2 separate regions of the Homo sapiens genome follow, and region 2 is linked to region 1. A link is an interaction called in ENCODE POLR2A ChIA-PET data of the cell type or tissue named here. Cell type or tissue: HepG2. All regions are shown on one strand. Each heading gives the region's core, and the rest is flanking DNA. Links, peaks and the distances in the headings are about the cores only. Region 1 overlaps LOC105371777 (a long non-coding RNA gene). Region 2 overlaps KRT39 (keratin 39).

Region 1 (11,212 bases), core at 1,737-9,736:
GTTCCAAGGAACTGACATTAATGTTGACACACGATGTTTCTAGGCAATTTGATCTATACCAATAATTCACTTTCTTCCCTACAGCAGGACTCATTTTGTTCCTAAGTCATTGGAGGCTGTATTAGAGATTTATCTGGTGGCTTTTTAAAAGCACATTATTTACTACAGTGTGTGTTGAGCCACCATTTATGTTTATTGATCGTAATAAGTATGGCATTCAACCAGAATTTGGATTCAGGTTTTTAATATCTAATTTAGATTCTTTCCCTTGATTACACTGACATAGGGCCTTAGCATTGTTAAAACTGAAAAACTATACAGCAAATTTGACCCTAGATACAATGATCAATCAATCGAAGAGCAAAAATGGAAACCAGTTATTCTGGCTGGTCACAATCTCGTATTAAAATGACTGATCTGGGCCTGGCACAGTGGCTCATGCCTGTAATCCCAGCACTTTGGGAGGCTGAGGTGGGTGAATCACCTGAGGTCAGGAGTTCAAGACCAGCCTGGCCAACATGGCGAAACCCGGTCTCTACTAAAAATACAAAAATTATCTCGGTGTGATGGTGGGCATCTGTAACCCCAGCTACTCAGGAGGCTGAGGCAGGAGAATCGCTTGAACTTGGGAGGCAGAGGTTGCAGTGAGCCAAGATTGCGCCAGTGCACTCCAGCCTGGGCAAGAAGAGCGAAATTCTGTCTCAAAAAAAAAAGAAAAAAGACTGAGGTTTGTTATAATGATTATGATCATTTTGTCTTTGCCTTTTTATTTCTTAGTATCCCAGAAATTATCCAACCAACATTTTTGATGTGGAAATGTGAATGAAATCTCTTTTGGTAGAACTACAAGAAAGATTTTAAAGGTCGTATTTTTTCAGTTTTATCAACATGGACTTAGTAAGTAGCATAACGTCATCAGACTGATCTGGTTCAACTTTTATGTTACAGAGTTGTGAGTTGTTGTGAGTTGTTTTTCAGTTCCATGGACCCCCTGAGCATGCCCAGATGAACCAAGTGTGCAGGAACCTAAGTGCTTGGACTAAGGAGTGGGGACTGAATTAAGAAGCGGACACCCCATGGCAGGGTCCAGTCAGATCATGCCTCCCAGCATCACCTCATTGCAGGATCAGATCATCCTCATTACCCTATGGTTATGAAACCTGACCTAGCCTCAAGCTCAGGGAGACAGATTTGAGCATTTCCTTCAGTTTCCTTGTCAGTCTACTCACAATAAACCTTTCTCACTGCCAAAACCCAGTGCTTTGGTGCTTGACTTAACTTTGCCTGAGGGCAAACGGACCTGGTTTGGTTTGGTGACAGTAGTTTGTGTGTTATTTTAAAGCATTGGTGTTTTAAAATTGTACTGAGATATTAATATACAGAGGTAATAATCCCCAAAGTAAAACTATCATCATAAAACCTTTTTGGGATGGAATAGCTCTTTTTTTTTGAGACAGAATCTCGCTTTTGTTGCCCAGGCTGGAGTGCAGCGGTGTGATCTCGGCTCACTACAGCCTCCACCTCCCAAGTTCAAGTGATTCTTTTGCCTCAGCCTCCCGAGTAGCTGGAATCACAGGTGCGCACCACCATGCCCTGTTAAATTTTGTATTTTTAGTAGAGATGGGGTTTCACTATATTGGCCAGGCTGGTCTTGAACTAACCTCAAGTGATCCACCTGCCTTGGCCTCCCAAAGTGCTGAATTGCAGGTGTGAGCCACCGCACCCAGCCTGGAACAGCTCTTTTAATGAGAAAAGAATAAAGTCAATTTGAAAAAAAAAAAAAAAAAAGGCTTCAAACCCGAGCCTGATTCAAACATTTTAAATCTGTCTTTTAAAGACCATTCCAAAACTTATGCTTTTATCATAAAACAATTCATTGGTAATTTATTTTGGATTATTCTTCTGTATTTCTCCTTGTAAGTGTATTTGCCCAGTGTGTTACTCTGACATGCCCCATGTTAGTAGCTGAACCGTTATTAACTATTGATCTATACCAATAATTCGTTTTGTTCCCTACTGCAGGGCTCATTTTGTTACTACATCATGTGAGGCTTTCTTAGAGATGTACCCAGTGGCTTTTTAAAAGCACACATTTTACTACCATGTGCGTCTGGTTACAATTTATGTGTGTGTATGTATGTGTGGGTATATATTACCTATATGCAGTGTATGTATATATACACATATATATGTATATATGTGTTCACAACATTCTGATGTAAAGGATATGTCAGATTTCTATGTTCCTTGATTTAGAGAAAAAAGGTTGATGACTTATTTTTTCCATTTTCTAATTTATTGGGAAATACGATATACATACATTTAACAACAGACCAAAGGAAAAAATGAAAGAATGCCTCCATCCTGGTGTGCATATTCATGTGCTATTCAAAACCACCCCACTTCACTTTTTCCTCTTTTTTCCACTGATGATTCTGAGCACTCTGCTAATGTTATAGATACCCAGGATTGAAAACACAGACTTTAGAGATCTGGACTTGAATCCTATTTCTGCTACTTGCTTGGGCATGGTTCATAACCTCTCTGAGCCTCACTTTCCTCATATGGAAAGTGGAAGACCATAATAATGGCCAGCATGGTGGTGGTGTGAGGATTAAATGAAATGCCATATCTGAAGTGCAGGTACAGCACCTGGCATGTAGGAAGCACCCAGTGAGGTGTAGCTTCTTAGTGGCAGCCGTGATCATAGTAGAAGTACTGTAATTGTAAACTTGGTGGTGGTGGCAAGGAAAAGGCCACTAACATTTACCCTTCAGTATGCACTGAGCTAGTAGCATTGTGTCATGGATGCTCACTGAGCCTGTGCAGCTAGTACAAGGTAAGCTGAAGGACAACCCGGAGGAAAATATAATTGAGAAAACACATGACTACTTTCAAACATTTACAGTGACCCAGAAGTATAAGTGGGAGGAGCCATGAATGATTTACATAGAGGATCCACATCTCAGATATTTATGGATTACTTAAGATAATAGACTGTGTACTGGGCATTGAGGACAGAAAGATGGATAAGACAAGGTCCTGTCTTCCAGTCTTTCCCACTCCTCTGTGTGTGTGTGTGTGTGTGTGTGTGTGTGTGTTTGTGTGTGTGTGTCTGTATTGGGGTGGTGAGAGCCAGAGAAGAAAACCTGATGGATGAGACCATAAGAGATGAACTCACCTCCCTGGGTGATGTCCGGGGCTGGTTCCGTGCTTTTGCCCCAAGGAGTTCATATTGAAATGGAGAGGATGGATAACTCAAGCTCCACCTGACCTCCTAGAAGAGTGCTGTCCAGTACTGAGCCACATAGGTAATTTTAAATTTTCTACTAGCCAAATTAAAAAAGTAGAAACAGGTGAAATTAATTTTAATAATATCCTTTGTTTAACCCAATATATCCAAAACATAGACTCAATATACAATTCTTAATGGGATATTTATTTTATTTTTTGAATTACATCTTTGAAAAGTGGTGTGCATTTTACACTCAGAGTATATCTCTATTTAGACAAGCCACATTTCGAGGACTCAATAGGTACCTGTGGTTAGTGTCTACCTTAAGGGACAGGGTAGTTCTAGAGCTCTGCTACTCAAAGTATGGTCCTTGGCCTCACAGTTTCACAGTGTAGATATGCCCTCTGTCCCTTCCACTCCTCCTAAATTGGAATTTGCATTGTAACAAGATCCATGGTGAGCCCTCAGAGTTTGAGAGGGGCTGTCTGATGACTTGAAAATCTCATTTGAGGAAACTGCACACCCTCCCTTCTAGTCATATTTGTGCAGTACATTTCCTCATCATAGATTAGGTAAACCATCTTATCATAGTCGGACCAAAGGTAGAGTTCAGTTTAGCCCTTGTTGGAACCAGTGGGATCTAGTTGGGTTTTTCTTAGTCGGAAGGTTGAGCTATTTGGCAGAAAATGAAGGAGAGACAGGACAAAGATGAGATACGAGTGTTTATTCAACCACAGAACAAATGACATCACCATTGTCATTGGAGCTCTTCTTTTCTGACATATGTTTTGAAAGGGAGAAAGGAGTGAAGAAGGGAAGAGAGTGAGAGCTTCCAAATTCATGGGGTTTTCGTTATGTCAGAGTTCTTCCCCTAGGGTTAGCCTCATGAGCACGTGAGCTTGGAAGGGCCTGGCACTTGGATTAATGCTCTGCTGTTGCAGTGTTGAAATTCTTGACAATTGGGTCCGGCATGCCTGCTTTATACCGAGCCCTGAAAATTATGTAGCTTGTCCTGCCTCCCCTAAATGTCCACTTACTATCCACCTGCAGGTGTAAGAGTCACACTGGATTAGGTAGGTTTTGGGAGGCATTTTCTCTTTATGTGTGTGTATGTATGTGTGGGTATATATTATATATGTGGTGGGTGTATATATACACATATGTATGTATATATGTGTTCACAACATTATGATATAAAGGATATGTGCTGGGCCAGGTACGGTGGCTCACGCCTGTAATCCCAGCACTTTCGGAGGCTGAGGCGGGCGGATCACGAGGTCAGGAGTTCGAGATCAGCCTGACCAACATGGTGAAACCCCATCTCTACTAAAAATACAAAAATTAGCCAAATGTGGTAGCACGTGCCTGTATTCCCAACTACTTGGAAGGCTGAGGTAGGAGAATTGCTTGAGGTGGAGGTTGCTGTGAGCGAAGATCAAGCCACTGCACTCCAGCCTGGGCAACAGGGAGAGACTCCATCTCAAAAAAAAAAAAAAAAAAGGGATATGTCCCGGATCAGCTGGATCAGGTAGGTTTGGGAGGTGTTTTCTCTTTCACTTCCCCATCACCACAATCTCTTTATAGCTTAAGAAATAAAAAAGAGATAACACAGGCCTTTGGGAGAATCGAGATCAATAATGCATTAGATAATGGTGTTCTGAGGCAGGATTTCAATGAAAGGCTAAGTGCTGTAACTATGTAACAAAACACCAGCACAGGACAAAGAGTAGGTTTCTCAATCAACAAGGATAAACAGCCCCACCCTCCCAACCTTGTCTCCAGGTTTACAATTATCTGCAGTGTTTGAATAGAGCTCAGAGATCTCTGGGCAGTGACAATGAGTCAGCTGGGCCCATTCATGTTGGAAGTTTTATATGGGTGAAAGTTAAAAATGTTAACTTGTTTCTATGTTGTAAAAATGTTAAACAAAGAATAAAAGTATATTCTCAAGATGACTCATGAGGAAAAAAGAAAGTATATTAGTAGTTTCAGAGCTCAGACCTGAATCAAATGCCTGAATCAAATCAAAAACTACTCAAAGCTTTGAGACCTAAGAAAGTCACTTTCTTTTAATACTAATGGACTTGGTATAATTTGTAATGCCTGCAGCTCAGAGTTTAGGCGGAGAGTCAGCCACATTGGCTTCACCTGGGGGCTGATTACAGATCTCAGGCCACCCCCACACCCCACACCCATCGCCACCACTGACCTGCTGAATAAGGATCTGTATTTTATCAAGATCTACAGGTGATCTGTGTGCCTATTAGAGTTTAAGAAGTGCTGTAATGTTGCACTCAGCAACTACTTATCTTGGCGGTGGTGGGAAGGGAGGAGGGAAATCTAACCCCTTCACAGGTGCATCAACTTAGTGCCTAAGACTTCTTGAAGCATTATGGGAAAGCGAGGGTTCTCAAAGTGTGGGCTTCAGACTGGCAGCATCAGCAGCACCCAGGAGCTTGTGGCAGTGCAAATTCCCAGACTCTGATTATCTGGCTCAGAAACTCTGGGAGTGGGACCCCACAATCTGTGGCTCCATCTTAGCAAGTCTTTCCAGTGCTTCGGATGCATGGTAAAGTTGGAGAACCATGGCTGTAAAGTATCAGTAGTCGAGGAGCAGGAAGATATTTCCACTGGTTGTACATTTTAGTTTAGAATGCTTGATCTTGTCAAGCGGAGCCCCACATTGAATCACATGTTTCATAAGGCAGTAATTCTAACTTTGAAAGAAGTCACGATGCTCTGACTAATTTGAAATTTATTTTTATTTCTGAGGGAGATTTGGACATGGAAAGGGATGGCAAGAAGTGAAATGGTTGAAAAAATAAAGAGTATGACATGATCTGGCAATTATTAACCTGGGGAAGTGAAGAGTGAAAGAAGAAGCAATCGAGCCACATGTTATCTCTGTAAATGGTGAAGTGACTCACCCTAGGGCTCACCAGGAACAGGAAGATGTCGTTTCTTTCTTGCCTCCAAGTGGCAAGCAGGGACTGTGTGTCCTTCATTCATAGCTGCTTGAGAATCAATTACAATAGGTGGGATGCTGTGATAGCCAATAGGGTTCAGAAATCAAGACACAGTCCATGATTCCGAGGAGGCGGCAGCCTAGCCGGAGACGGTGACTAATCGGGAATTATATATAATGTTCACGAAAAGATTTGTGGATATAGAGGAAGGATCCCCAAGTAAAGCTGGGTGGGAGGGAGTCATTGAAGTTTTCCTGAAAGTGCAGAGTTTGAGGGAGAGTCCAAGCTGGAAAAGCACAGGGACATGGAGGTGGCCCACGCATCCCTAAAGTGCAGCGATGAGTAACTGGTGGATAAGTCACAGCCCATAAATCTCAGAATTCATCCATTCACTCCACAAATATTTACTCAGTACCTGCTGAGGGCCTGGCACTGTTCTAGGCCATGAGGATACTTCCGTGAGCAAGACAAACACAAATTCCTGCTGACAAGGCTTCATTCTAGCAAAGGGATATAAACCCCATACAGATAATATATATGTAAATTATAAGACAATGTGATGTAATCACACTGGAAAGGTAGAGAAATGGCAACCGGAGGTGTGAGATGGTGTAAGAATCCTGTGATGCCATCTTCTACAATGGGGATTTAGGTCTTTAATGTCTTCTTTTTTTTTTTTTTTTTTTTTTTGAGACGGAGTCTCGCTCTGTCGCCCAGGCTGGAGTGCGGTGGCGTGATCTCGGCTCACTGCAAGCTCCACCTCCTGGGTTCACGCCATTCTCCTGCCTCAGCCTCCCGAGTAGCTGGGACTACAGGTGCCCATCACCTCGCCCGGCTAATTTTTTTTTGTATATTTAGTAGAGACGGGGCTTCACCGTGTTAGCCAGGATGGTCTCCAACTCCTGACCTCGTGATCCGCCCACCTCGGCCTCCCAAAGTGCTGGGATTACAGGCGTGAGCCACCGTGCCCGGTCTTTAACGTCTTAAGTTGATAAAACAAGAAATAGCAGTGTAAGCATATTCCTTAGAGATATGCAGGTTAATACCAGAAACAATAGCTAAAAGATTTCAGAGAGAAACATTCAGGAGTGGGGACACCAGGGGCTGCTATTTTTTACTATGAACCTTGTATAGTATATGATGTATTCATTCATTCACTCACGCATTCATTCATGAATTCACAAGTCTGTGTGAATATCAGTGTGTGCAAGGTTTTGTTGCAGATGCTGGGGATACAGTAGTTAAAAAAACACAAACGTTTCTGCCCTGGCGGAACTTAGATTCAGGGGTGGGAGCTAGAGGTGAAGGGAGTAGGTCAGAGGAGAAAAAGGAAGGGTGGGGAGGGCTGGGAAAGTTGCCCTTGTGTGTAGAGAGATGAGAATGGGCCTCCCTGTGAGAGTGGTATTTGAATGACAGCAGGAAGAAAAGAGCCATATGGCAGCTCAGGTGCAAAGGTCTATAGCAGTTTAGGTGTGAGTGTGGGTGGAGCAGTGGGGATGTGGGGGTGCTCAGGGATGGAAGGGAGGGTGGTGGAAAGGACCTCAGCAATTCGGAGGTGAATGGTGAGGGATGTGGATGCCATCATCCAGCAAGGAACCTGCCTTTTACTCTGTGATATGAGAAGCCACCGAACTTTGGCGATGGAGTAATTCCTTATATCTTTAAAAAGAGGCACAAAGACCACACCTCATAAATACTGACATCATATTAACAGAATAGATAATACACCACTTTTTCAAATGTATCTTTTTTTCTTTTAATCGCTGAGAGGGAAAAGTAGTATCAGTGGCAGCACACACACACACACACACACACACACACGGAAGAAATGGAAATAAAAGCTAAAGAACAAACTAGTAATGATTCGGAGTGAGACCCCTAACACCTCCCGAATGGGGGCAAGAAGCTCAGGACTCTGGTAGCCCAGGCAGAGTCTGAGTAACTGGCGTTGCCTCTCTTCATGCATCTACCTGATCCACCTGTCCTTCTACCCACCCCTCTGATCCCTAGGAATTCTGAGAGCCTGGTATCACCCAGGTACAAGATGAAGAAGTCTATTGTCCCCTAGAGGGTAAATGGCAAGAGGTGCAGTTTAGGAGGATTCTCAGTCTGGGAGGAGAAGCTAGCTGAGAGCTTGCCACAGATGTAAGCAGGAACGCCCGGCTGAAGTGGGAACGAGGCAGAGGCTGGAAGACACAGCAGAGTGCTGTGCAACAGATGCCGCCTGGCAGACATGGTGCTCTCATCACAAGAGACTGTTATTTGGTACTGAAGTAGCCTTCACATTCCATAGAAAAATGTCTTTCTATTTTTTATATTATACTTTAAGTTCTGGGGTACAGGTGCAGAACATCCAGGTTTGTTACATAGGTATTGATGCGCCATGGTGGTTTGCTGCACGCATCAGCCTGTCATCTACATTAGATATTTGTCCTAATGCTCTCCTCCCACAGCCCTCCACGCCCCGACAGTCCCCAGTATGTGATGCGCCTCCCACCCCCCGTGTCCATGTGTTCTCACTGTTCAACCCCAACTTATGAGAGAGAACACACGGTGTCTGGTTTTCTGTCCTTGTGTTAGTTTGCTGAGAATGATGCTTTCCAGCATCATCTATGTCCCTGCAAAGGACATGAACTCATCCTTTTTTATGACGGCATAGTATTCCATTGTGTATCTGTGCCACATTTTCTTTATCTGGTCTATCATTGATGGGCAATTGGGTTGGTTCCAAGTCTTTGTTATTGTGAACAGTGCTGCAATAAACATATGTCTGCATATGTCTTTATAGCAGAATGATTTATAATCCTTTGAGTATATACCTAGTAATGGGATTGCTGAGTCAAATGGTATTTCTGGTTGTAGATCTTTGAGGAATCGCCACACTGTCTTCCACAATGGTTGAACTAATTTACACTCCCACCAACAGTATAAAAGCGTTCCTAAGAAAAATGCCTTTCAATCCTTTACCTTATTCCATGATCACCAATTTTCTGATACCTAATTCAGTGTGCAGGCACATTGATTCCAAGACAGGTTCATGGTATAATGGCAAAACAACAGCAAGACAACTTCCATTGTAAATGAACGGGGGCTTCTTGTTCCTTGGGTTTAGCTGGCTCCATTCCCTTAGCTCCTGACCAACCTTGGTAAAATAAAATTTCTAAACCTTGAAGCTTGAGGACTGGACCTTTACCAACAAATGTGTGTTGAAGAGTGAGCATGGGAGGTGCAGTGAGTGTAGGGGCTCACCTGGAAATACTCCGCTCCTCCTAAGCATTGCTCCAGCGTGGCACCCACAGCCACAGAAGGAAGCACAGCACAGGAGATCCATCAGGGTGTCCCATGAAATGCTGCATCCGAAGCATGGGCCAAAATATCTAGACCTCAATGAAGAGCTATAAAGGGGTGTTAGGGGATACAGCATCTAACATAGAAAGCACGCTGTCCATGGTTATTAAGTGAATGCATGGATGAACAGGAGGAGTCCAAATTATCTGTTTTAAAGAGGAAGACATTTCTTTGTGTTTTTAATCCTTCTTGTTTTTATGGTGTCTACTACCAATTAAAATGTATTGTGCCATGTTTCTTAATTAAAATAAGAAATTTGATTGCATGTTTCTGTTGGTAAATGATCATACAAGAATCATTCATGTCAGCTTTGTTCTGGGAATGAACACAGGATATGGGGTCAAGATACGTGGGGTAACTCTGTTACCAAGACCTTTAAGGAAATAGTATTATTGAATAGAAAATGGAACATTTGGGCTCTGAAGTCTTATTTCATGACATTTAAAGTGTTTATTTAGCTCTGGCTTCCTCTGCTGGAAGATTGACTTTCTTATTTGCTCCTGTAACGGATGGATATGCTGTGTGGCTGTAGAGCTCCTTCCCTCCCTCCCTCCTTTCCTTCCTTCCTTCCTTCCTTCCTTCCTTCCTTCCTTCCTTCCTTCCTTCCTCCCTCCCTCCCTCCCTCCCTGCTTGCCTTTCTCTTTCTTTCTTTCTCTCTCTCTCTTTCTTTATTCTTCCTTCCCCCCTCCCTCTCTGTCTCCCTTCCCTTTTCTTTTCTTTTTTCTTTCCTTTCCTTTCCTGTTTTCCTTCCTTCCCTCTTTCATTCCTTTCTTTCCATCCCTAGTTTTCTTTTCTTTTCTTTTCTTTTTTTTTTTTTTTTTGAGGCAGAGTCTCACTCTTGTCCCCCAGGCTGGAGTGCAGTGGTGCAATCTTGGCTCACTGCAAGCTCCACCTCCCGGGTTCACGCCATTCTCCTGCCTCAGCCTCCCGAGTAGCTGCGACTACAGGCGCCCACCACCAGACCTGGCTAATTTTTTGTATTTTTAGTAGAGATGGGGTTTCACCGTGTTAGCCAGGATGGTCTCGATCTCCTGACATCGTGACCTGCCCGCCTCAGCCTCCCAAAGTGCTGGGATTACAGGTGTGAGCCACTGTGCCCAGCCTCTATCCCCAGTTTTATATTGAATTATAATTAGATTCAAAAGAAACCTTTCAGCCAGTGGTCCTCATCCTTAAACTGCATATTGGAATCTCCTGGGAGACGTAATGTTGTAGGCTAAGGATATAATTCAGGCTATTACTGAATTATAAAGCGTGCTGTGTTCATATCCTGGAGGATGGAATTGGGTCACAGTGTTTTCAAGTCTGAAAAATCAGATGCCATAGTTCTTTGTGTTTTTAAGTTAGAGTCCATTGCCTTAAGTCCTCATGGGCATTTTAAGAAATAGATCAAAGTATTTGATGAGCTCAGGGTATGGGCACCCATACTTTCTCCTCGCTTTATCCTTCAAATTAGTCTACTTAGAATTTGCTTTTAAATTTCTGCCTAATTTTAAAAAGACAATTGTGGGACTGAGTTGCTGTCCTACCCTTTTTCTTTAATTGTTATTTGACTTCAGACTCTTCCTATAACTCATGTGTGTGTGGGTGACACTCCTCTGAAAAATGGGCCAACAGAAGGGCTTATTATTTGGGCCACTGTGGTCATGAAACCCAGGTTCAC
Region 2 (11,212 bases), core at 1,160-9,159, 55 kb after region 1:
TTGCATGACTATGCCATTGTCATTTGGCTCAAGTGAAATAATTCATTAGCTCTCATGTGATTGTTTTGCCAACTGAAGTAAGCTTCACGAAGCAGTATAATGCAATCCTACTAACAAGGTTACTGGGTGCCAGGCATGCTCTAGGAGCTTTGCATGCATTAATTAATGATGTCATCTCAGCCCTATGAAGTAGATGCTATTAATAGCCCCATTTTAAAGATGAGGAAATAGAGAGATTAAGTAACTTGCCCAAGATCTCATGGTATGTGGCAGGGCTGGGAATCAGAGACCCAGCTGGTCTAGATTCAAGTATGTGTTATTAATCAGTACATGATTCTGCTTTTTAAACAAAGGTGGCCAAAGTTCTTTTCTAGGTTTTTCTAATACCTTTAAAAGGGTGCTTGTTCTGAGATTTCATCCTAGTCTCCTTTCCCCACTGAACTTAACAGAGTCCTCTTACATGGGTAGTAATTTTATTTACCTTCCACTGTGAGACTTCTCCCTGCAACCAGAGTCTATGCTGGGAGTGGGGAAGGGGGTGTTTCTTAGAAAGTGGCAGTGAAGGAAGAGAACACAGTTATTTTTTTCCGGTCAATGGAAAATGAGCTGACAGACATTTATCCTCCACAGAAGTGCAGAGAGAAGACCTTTTTACTCTTACATACAGTTGATGGGTAGTTCTTTATGACCAGCTACCCATGTTTAGAGATGTTCAGCCCAAAGCATGGTCTCTCTCTAGGTCTTCTGGGTCAGTAGAGTTAGGCAGTTTCTTTAAGGGCCACAGATACCAAATGGGTGGATACAACCCTTTCCAGGAAACTCTTGAGCACTAGCGTGCCCAGTGGCCCTCCATAACGAGCTGTAATATCGGAAATTTTTGCTTCTGGATTAGCAGAAAGGCCTTTTTGATTCTTTTTTGTTTCTGTTTTTTTTGTTTGTTTGTTTTTGGAGAAGGAAAAAGAGAAAGGAGTCCCAAACTTGCTCTCCTCCTGAAAAAAGTAAGAGATCTTACTGTCTGAGATGTTTTCTCCAGGTACGACTAGTATGTCCGCCTTGACTATTGGGTTGTTCCAGAGAGAGAGAAAGAGGGGGGGGGGTGAGAGAGAGAAAGAGAGAGAGAGAGAGAGAGAGAGAGAGGATCAAGAAAACATATTCAGAAATTTTGCTATTGTGATGCCTTCTTAAGATGTTTAGAAACATTGATATACATTTTTTCCCATGTGCATGTAAGTGGTAGCCTGTGGCTCAAAAGCATCACCTAGGAAAGCTCTCCAAATATGATGTTTAACCTGAAAGGATAATTACAGCAAACCTTTCAATGTTGCCAAACAGGGTTGTTCCCATTTGAACTGGGTGCGTGGGTTGTTCCCATGAAACTTGTGAATCATTCATGAACACACTGATCAGATATTTCTAGCCAGCCCAATACCCAGAGGATTCATTTCCTATAAAAGACATTTGATCACAGTGTTGAAACAATGTATTCAAGGTTTGCTTGCCCTGAGACTAACCCAAGTCTGTGTCACGGATGCTGATTGCCTCAGCCTAGAAATTCTTCCTAACCTAATAATGACCTATTCTCTTCTCTTTGGGGACACTTTCCTTTTCTCTTGAATTTTAATGTTTCCCCCCTTCTCTCATTTAAAGTGGATGTTTGCTTTTAAAATGTGTTTTCATTATAAAAACTTTAATTTTAAATCAAAATGGACAGAAATAGGATAAACTTACTCAGGTAAGGGATCCGTTTCTGTCTAGAGTAAGATACTTTTCTTCATTGTTTGAAAAATGGAAATTATGGGAATTAATAACAACATAGAGTCATTATCTTCTAAAGACATGAAGATCTCACTGATACCATCCAATTGCCTTTAAAAGACACTGGCAAAGTGGGGTGGGGGGGGTTGGAAGACTTTTTTTGGTGTCAGTTCTTATTTACAGAGGTAGAAAGCTAGACATGATAAGTAATGTCAGAGCTTGTAAGAGAAACTAAGGACGTAAGCTTTGAAGAGTCCATGGTGACTGCCCAGAGTCTAAGCACAGAGAAGCCAAATGGTACTTCTGAGAGTTAGAGCCTGAGGTCACTGTCTTGGGGTCCAGTGTTCTTCACATTAGGCCTCAGTCCACACCTGTTCACTACAGATGTGCCTGGGAACGAGGAGAGTGAGGAGCAGAAGACGGGGAACAAGGAGAGTGAGGAGCAGAAGAAAGAGCACTGGTCCTCTTTTCGACCCACGTACCATGGACCAGTTACTGTTCTTTCTGTGCCCCAGATTCTCCATCTCTCACATTAAAAATGCTATTAGCTGCCATCCAATACCTTCCGCATTCAAAAATCCACATATTCTCTGCATTTCTGGATGAGGGATAAAGACTCCTTGGATGATTCTCACTGGAAGCTGTGATGAGCTGGAGAAGGGTGCTTTGAAGAGTTGAAAAGCAAGCTGTTGCTACTACAGATTATTTCTGTTCTTGTATCAGGTGCTATTTGACCTTTCTAAGGAAATAAAAGTACTGATAATTCAATCCCATTATTGTGCGGCATGGATGAGTCAGTTAAATTTTCTGCCCAGCAGTTTCCTCATCTGTGAAATGGGGCTATTAATAATATCTACTTCATGATGGGGTTGTGAGGATTAAATGAGTTGATGATATTTATTAAATTATTGGTCATTATTGATTAACTCCATTTTATAAACAGGCGAATAGACACGAAGGAGGGGGGAATCTGCATGTGTGGTTGTCTATCAAGCTATGCCCAAATCTAAAAGCCTCAAATAAGTCATCAAGTCATTCAGATCTTTAAGCCAAAAGCCCCCATCAGTGATAAAGCAGTGGCTTTTAATTCAGTGCACACACTTCAGCTGAGACTTTTGTTAAAATTTGGATTCCCAGGTCCCACAGCTGGAGATGCAGATACAGGAGGTCTGGGGTAAGGCCCAGGAATCTGAATGATACAGACTCCCCTATTAATGCAATTGCAGGTGGCTTCTGGGTCACACTGGAGAAGTTTTGGCGGGACGTCAGGTAAGGGGTTACCACTAACTGAACTCTGGAGGAAAAGTTTCTGGGTAGTCTCTTCTGATCAGCAATTGCTGGAATTGGCTCTGGGAAGTAAGGATGCAAAGGGTGTGGGCTGTGTGATGGGGGCAGGTGATGGGGGACAGTTAAGGGGTGAGAGGCAAGGAGAAAGGGGGAAGCGTGGTTACTTACCTCTGTGTTTGGAAGAGTTTAAACTAGCTATGACATGAAGTGGAGTCAACAAGAAGAAAGGAAAAAAATCTAGAAAAAATATATCTAAAATATCTCCCTTTTTAAGAAATATAATTATGGACCCTCAGAGTGAGAAGCAGAGATATAGGATTTGACCTCAGGCTCTGGACACCATGCTGTGTTTCCTGATTCATGGTTGTCTTTCGAACTGTGCTAAAATTACACTTTCCCTCCCCACGAGCCCCTTTTCTGCTCTAGCTGCTGACTTATGCTGAACTGTCATAAAACCTTAAATTTCCTCCTGTGGCTGTGTAGGATACTTATTTAGCCTCCTAGTAAAAATCCAGTCTCCTTATTGCCTTTAAAAGTTTTGACCACATGCATACAACCAGCAAATGGTTTTACATTCTCTTATACGAAGAAGACACTTAAAAAAAAAAACAAAACTGCAAGCCTTCGAGTGGCTAACTCCCCTCTTTACTGTGCAGCTTATAATCATATATTTTTTAAAACCATGAATGGCATGGGGGATATTTTGCTCTCCATAGGAGGAAGGCATCCTACTTCTAGGATAAACTGAAAATGGCACTGCTGCATCAGTTCAATCTTAGCTTGAGTCCAGTGAGATTCCTCAACCCTAATTTTGTAGCTCGGAGCAGATTTTAGTGTGGATGATATATATCAAGGTCCACCTGGGCCCAGCACTGAACCAGAAAGAAAGGAAGAAGGTATTGATGGAAACGACATGTGTCTAGGTTTAAATATAGGGAATAGGAATGCCCTTCTGCAAAGCACCTTACAGTTTATGAGACCCTTTCACCATTATTATTCCATTTTATCCTTGCAGCCGTGTGGTAGGCAGGGCTTATATTGTTATATCCTATTTACTCGAGGTCATACATGCCCAGGCTGGATTGAGACTCCGTCCCAAGGTTTCTGAATCCCAGTTCCATGCTCTTTCCACATTTTCATCCTGCAGCCTGAGATAGTACGCAGTTAACTACTGACCGGAGGTACTCTGCCCACTCAGATGAGAGAGAAATTATTGATTTAAAAGAGGTCATTCTGGGAGTTCTGCATTCCACTTGCCTAGTGTAAGTTGCTACTTGTCTGGAGGAAGTAAATCATCAAGCTGTAAGTTACACAATGCATGTGTCTTTGATGTGGGCATCAGGCATTATTGACTCATTGATATGCGATACATACCCTAAGAACTGAAAAATGCTTTATTGAGTAGAATTGTGGGCCTGATCACAGGAAATCATGTTTTTTTTTCTCCTAAAAGTTAAACACTATTAAAACTCCAAAATCATGACTGGATAACTAAATTCATGAAGAAAGAATTTTAAAATGAGATAATTACAAAAATAGGTCTAGGGCTGTAGCTAAAAGCAAAACTTACATAAAAATTACATTGGGTGGTGCTTTTCAGCATTCAAAGCAGTGTCACATAAACAATTTCATTTGATCATCACAACAACCCTGTGAAGTAGGCATGATCCTCATTTAACAAACACAGAAATTAAATTTGATGAAGTCTAAATGTTTTCCCCAAGGTCACAGCTGGGAAATGCAGGTGTAGGACTTCAGGCCTTTTGACTACCCATCTGTGTTTGATTTTGAATTATTTCTTAAAACCTCTGGCAATGTCCAATGATTATTGTCAGGAATGACTTACATATTCTGAGACTATCCTGTAAGAAGCTGTGATGATGGCTGGTATATAAATGATGCCTTCTCACATTGGGACTGCCTTGCACTTACAAGCAGCAATTATTCACTATTGCTTTTCTGCAAAATGTGTGGATATTATGTCCATTTACTCTGATGGATAGATTGAAGCAGGAATCTAAGCTATGTTTTTCTTTGTCACTCTTCACAGGGAGGGGAAGAAGGGTTATTTCTTGAGAATTCCAGCTAAATGTTCCTTGTCAAACAATCAGAACAAACTCCCATTCCCTAAAGAATAGAAAGAGAAATAGCAAATGTTTAATGAAAAGACCCATGCTATTTCTTCAAAGTGTTCTAGATTCACTCCCCACAACTTATCTGATTCTCAAATAAAATATTTGGAGAGCCTAATAGGTCACAAAGTTTTGGAGACCATGGACATTTAAAAAAATATCTTTGGAAAGGTAAAGTATGTTAGTATAGATAAATCATAATTAAGACAGCAGAGTTTAATAGGATCCATACTCGTGACTATCTACACAAGTGAATTAAATATTAAAGATCTTTTCCCCTATTTATACTGTTCCCATATATGTTTCTTTCTGTATCCAAAGACATTTAGAAGGGAAGGTTGTAGCTTTTCACCTTCAGGTGCCGGTGGCCAAAAACAACCCTAAACTTGTCTGACTGGCTCTAAGGAGGAATGTCGGTAAACAAGGCCTGAGTAAACAAGAGAGAGACCTGCCCATCAATCACCTGGGTAGTCAAGCAATGTAGGCCATCTTCCTGGGTGCTTACAAATCAGTTCCCATCCCTCAGATAAATGCAAAACATCCTTCCAGAGAAATGTAATTTATTATCATGTTAGCAGTGGTGAGTTAGGGAAGGAGCAGAATAAAAGATATTCTACCTAGCAATGGGGACCCGCTGTAGTAGTAAGAAACTAAGTACCTTAAGGGACTGGGGAGTTTTCTTAAACCTCTCTGGCAGGAGCATGTATTGGCCTCTGTTTCATAAATGTGGGTCATTTTCATCACCTTGGGATGTTAGACTTTGGCAGGTCTGATGATGAAACAAGGCTGCACATGCTCGTAAGAAGAAATGACCTTCCCATCCTTAATCTCCTTGGTGATGGTGCAAATTTTAACCAGTATCCGGGACAGGGGTCCGCAGGCACTGCAGTGCTCCTTTAAGCTGCAGGGGGATGAGGATGTGCAAGCTGGGGCCGTGCTTTCTATGGCTCCGGACTTACAAGATGTCCAAGGGGAAGGCTCACATTTGGTGGCACGTGGGTAACAGGGACGCCTAAGGAAAAAAAACACAATTTTAGCTGTGATTGAGGGAAGGCGATGATGGTCATGGAGAAAAATGATTGTGGCTAATTTTTTTAACACGTGTTGCTCAAGACAAGTACATACTTCTAAATGCTTATTCATTTATTTTGTACTGTAGTTACTGGAAGAAAAAGAATCAGATTAAATCCATTGGAAATCAGCATCCTAGGTTTAGAAGTATTCGATTATGTAAGTTTCCATTAGTCAATACCATCACATTGTGGAAAGAATACTGCACTAGCAGTCAAAAGACTGAGGCAGAGACCAGCTCTGTCCTTTACCAGCTGGTGACCTCAGCTAAGTCATTTAACGCACTCAACCTTTAGTTTTTCATCTGCAGAATGGATATAATGGAAACTAAACCCACAGGATCAACAGTGATAAGGAACAAGTTGAGGGCATTATTATCCGAGGAATGGAAATTAACCAGATATTTTTCTCATTGAGGAGTTAGTCATACTAATAGTGGTGGCCTGAACCCCAGCTATGAAAGAGTCCTCACTGTGTCATCAGGAAGCTTCAAAGTGCCTTCTGGCTGTCTATGCATAGTTTTTAGAGAACTGAAGTAAAAAGCAGTTCATAGTAAACACTCTTTTTATAAACATAATCTTTCTTTGATGATTCGAGGTATTTTGGTATATGATCACAGCTCCTAAAGGTGACAGCATTGATGACCATTGTGCTCACATAATGTGGTCATGCCAATTAAAAGAATGCTGTGAAGAGTTCACTGATTATTTTCGGGAAGTAGGTCTCCTTTGCAATTGTAACTAAGTCTCTGGGGTTTTAGTTTGGACTGAGTTGCTTCAAAGAACTCATCCTCCATATATGTTTACTTATGGGTTGGTTAGCTTCTTATTGCTTACAAAAATTATAACTTTTATTTTTTAAAAAAGATGCTAAAACATACATGTGTACATGCTTCTGTTGGCCTCAAGGACTAGTGGCTAGATAGGGTTAGGGGTTTCAGCCTGAGCAGAATGTTCCTCCAAAGGAGCCTGGGTTGTTTTGTACAAGCTCATGAAAATCAGACGTTCATCTCAGTGGGGAAACATCTGTAATGGTCACCAGGAATATTCATCTATGGGGAAATAATTTTTTCTCTAGTAATTTTTAAAACTCTAAGAAGGTAAGCAACCTATAAGAAATTAACCTGGCCCATGGGCTCTTCAGAACAGCTCAGGTCAGCCAATGCCTCAAATTTGGATAAGGTTACAATTGCAAGTCTTCCTCATGGCACAGCTTGAGAGGGTGTGTGGATGCCTCTGTCCAAGCTCCCCATCACTGGCAAGAAGGTCAAACAAAGCACTTGACCCCTGTTGCCAGTGGCAGTACATATATCTGCGTTCATTTACACTTTTTTGTCATAGAAGTTGCTGTTATTTTACATACTTGCCATCCGAGCTCTCCAGAAGGCTGCGGTATGTGGTAATCTCACATTCCAGCCGGGACTTGACGTCCAGCAGGATCTCGTATTCTTGGTTCTGTCTTTCCAGGGCACACCGGATCTCTGCCAGCTGAGCTTCCAGGTTATCAATCAGACTCTGGATCTGGGTCAGCAAGGCCGTGTAGCGAGCCTCTGTCTCCGTTAGGATGCACTCTTGGGAATCTCTCTACCATGGAGAAGGATAGTAGGATTTATAATGACTCCTTTAAGCCCAGGTCACCTGTGACCTGTATCATTTAAAAAAAATGGTTTCTTTGTGACACTACTGATAGATCTCCAAGCACTTTATTTATTGTTTCCTAATCAAATAAATCCAAAACCCAAATGATCAACTATGCTAAAATCTGCTTTCCTTTATCTCTTCCCTCTTTCTCTCTTTCTCTTTTTGCTTCTCTGTAAGTATTTGTTTCACTTTCTCTTTCTTGACCAACCAATAGTCTCGCACCACACTTTCCTACTTAGGAGAGAAAAAATAATAACTTAATGCACACCCAGGCATTAAAAATGCATTACTGGCTGGGCGCAGTGGCTCACGCCTATAATCCCAGCACTTTGGGAGGCCCAGGTGGGTGGATCACAAGGTCAGGAGTTCAAGACCAGCCTGGCCAAGATGGTGAAACCCCGTCTCTACTAAAAATACAAAAAATTAGCTGGGTGTTCTGGTGGGCACCTGTAATCCCAGCTACTTGGGAGGCTAAGGCAGAGAATTGCTTGAACCCGGGAGGTGGAGGTTGCAGTGACCCGAGATCGTGCCACTGCTGTCCAGTCTGGGCGACAGAGTGAGACTCCATCTCAAAAAGAAAAAAAAAAAAAAGCATTACCATGGCACTTCATTCAGTGAGTGTTCGTGTCTTAAAAAAGGAAGGAAGCAATGTTTTACCATATACAATTTATCCACCAGATCAATTCCTTTATATGTAAAATATGAAAGTTGAAACTGATGAGTAAATTTCATTCCTGCTCTATCATTCTGTAAGTCTATGGATAATGATGGGATTTTAGGTTTTAATAGCCTATTATTTGCATGATTATCCCAATTTTTATAGATGAGAAAACTGAGGTTCAAGTGGTTCAATATGTTGTCCAAGGTCACATGACTAGCTGGTGACAAAACCAGTGTGGGGCAAGGTCTTCCCAAAAGCCTTCACATCAGAGCATGTAAGCAATTCTCTACTTCAGAGAGGCATTATCATGAGACAGAATGATACTGGCTTTGGAATCTAAACTCTGGCTCAGACTCTTATTTCTTTTGTGACTTTGGATGAGTTTCTTAATGTCTCAGGATCTCAGTGTCTCTATAAAATAGGTGGGCTGAAACTTACCTTGGATTTGCTTGGGAAAATCACTTTAGCTCTTGGAGCCTCATCTGTAACATTCGTTAATAATTATGCCACCCCCCCTCTTAGGATTGCTTTATAAATCTCATGTGATAGCTTGTAAAAATGCTTTGCATATAATAAAATGCTCTCCCAGTGTTTCCCAAAGTGTACTTCATGAATCATTAATACCATGAGATGTTCTAAAAAAAGTGGGGGGATCCACAGTCAAATAAGTTTTGGAATGCTGAATACCATATACCCCCTTCCTGGAGATTCATGGTGTATATTAGCTTATTAATGGCTCACAGGAAGGCACCCTGTTTAACCTTGGTTTAGTGCAGCGTTTCGTAGACTTATTTGGCCACAAAGCTCTTTTTCAGCCATAGACGCTTTAACAAATGAGGAACTATTGTTCTGAAAGACACAGTTTGGGAAATACTGCAGCACACAGGTGTAAGGGACTGTTTCCATCTTTGCTGAGCTAGGCTTGGTCAGCTTGCTCAGTACCATTCGATGCTGGGCCTGCAGTTCAACCTCCAGAGTGTTCACACTGCGTCTCAGTTCTATGATCTCCTTTTGGCAGCATTGCTGCTGTTGAGAGCTGGTCACCACTTGTTGATTCAGCTCCTCTATCTGAAACACACAGCCAGAGACTGAGAATATTATGGGAGGAAAACATGACTTTGATTAAAGGGCCCTAGAAATGCAGCATCAGCTTATTGTTTTTGACTTTTCTATATCCCCCACCTGCGTGTTGAACCACTGTTCCACATCTTTGCGGTTTGTCTCCATGATGGGCTCATATTGACATCTCATTTCTTGTAGAACCTGGTTTAGGTCAGCAGAAGGGGCAGCAGTCACTTCAATGTCAAGTCTCTCCCCAAGCTGACACTGTAAAGAATTGATTTCCTAAGGAAAGAAAAAGACTGTGAAGTCACTTGGTGAACAGATAACCCCTTTGTGTTCTTGTTTCACTCTAACTGCTACGATTTAGCTTAATTGTGTCTAAAATATAGCCCACAACAAAGGAATACATGATTTACAGGTGTTATTGAGATGCTATAAAATGATTTAAGACTCTTTCAGGTAGGACTGTGTGTTTAAATGTGTGCAAAATTAAAAAAAAATGAGTAGCAAGACCAGAGTTCCAAAAAATTTAGATCATTTCCAGGGCTGGATAATGGGTGAAACAGGATAAAGGTGGAATTGATCATGAGAGATTATAGTCTCTATGGTGCAAATACGGGATTGTGCCAATATTGACTTGCACCAATATTGACTTGTACCAATGGGAGGTGGCAGAAGCCTGTATAGGGATGCCTACAAACATGGGAAGACTGTAAGGACAGAAAAATTGGGTTCCTTCTTGTAGAAAAGCTGGAGGGGATGTTGGAGGCCTTTCTTCCCCTTATGGCTCCAGATATTGTGTTGGAGCCAGTGGATTTGAAATACTACCTTGAACCAGTGCTAGTAGCAGTAGGTATTTTCAGGGCTAAACCAGAGTAGTACGTAGCAGTGGTTTGGCTCTGTGTCCCCACCCAAATCTCATCTCGAATTGTAATTCCCATAATTCCCATGTGTCAAGGGAGGGACCTAGTGGGAGGAGATTGGATCATGGGGGTGGTGTCCCCCATGCTGTTCTTAGGATAGTGAGTGAGTTCTCACAAGATCTGATAGTTTTATAAAGGGCTCTTCCCCCTTTGGTCTCTCTCTGTCTCCTGCTGCCAAGTGAGATGTGCCTGCTTCCCCTTAAGCCATGATTGTAAGTTTCCTGAGGCCTCCCCAGCCATGTGGAACTGTGACTCAGTTACACTTCTGTCCTTTATAAATTACCTACTCTCAGTTATTTCTTTATAGCAGTGTGAGAACGAACTAATACAAGCGGGCACACCCTTTGTCAGGTGCAACTCAAAGGAACTGATGCTACTTTTAGGGACTTAGCTTGTGATTACTCTATTGGTCTTTGTCTCACCTCTTTGTGGTTGTTCTTGAGGCAAAGGAGCTCCTCTTTCAGAGACTGGACTTGTGCCTCTAGGTCGGCCTTGCCCAGGGTCAGCACATTCAGGATCTGCTTGAGGCCATTGGCATCTGACTCTACCAGCTGGCGTAGAGACACCTCAGCTTCGTATCTTTAAAAACCAGATGGGAAAAGAGAGACATCTGAAAGGAGATGATGCAAACCAAGCCAAGCAGAACTCTCATCTGCATTTTGCTCTGGGCACCTCACTTAG

What was found. ChIA-PET counts read pairs that join two places held together with the same protein. Peaks named below come from ENCODE experiments on the same cell type or tissue, not always from the same donor. Only the 100,000 strongest peaks of a DNase experiment are listed, where the experiment ranks them.
Region 2: POLR2A ChIA-PET joins it to region 1 with 17 read pairs; 6 of 35 experiments call an interaction of 5 or more read pairs at or near these places.

Annotation. Positions count from the first base shown.
Region 1 is chr17:40,897,179-40,908,390 of GRCh38, forward strand. The region is part of intron 1 of LOC105371777 (a long non-coding RNA gene); the gene reads left to right. Among named protein-coding and RNA genes, the nearest start is that of KRT20, 18 kb to the left of the region's middle. In HepG2, for the core only: no CTCF peak of the experiment used is centred there; DNase peaks (open chromatin) are centred at 4,993, 6,133, 6,603, 7,603 and 1 weaker place.
Region 2 is chr17:40,952,674-40,963,885 of GRCh38, forward strand. It overlaps KRT39 (keratin 39), which reads right to left. Exons shown (of 7, transcript NM_213656.4): 3 at 10,954-11,110; 4 at 9,729-9,890; 5 at 9,489-9,614; 6 at 7,608-7,828; 7 at 5,744-6,186. The coding sequence ends at 5,928. The region is part of intron 1 of LOC107985072 (a long non-coding RNA gene); the gene reads left to right. Among named protein-coding and RNA genes, the nearest start is that of KRT39, 8.7 kb to the right of the region's middle. RefSeq lists enhancers at 764-1,963, 3,862-5,061. In HepG2, for the core only: no CTCF peak of the experiment used is centred there; DNase peaks (open chromatin) are centred at 1,437, 4,288 and 5,608.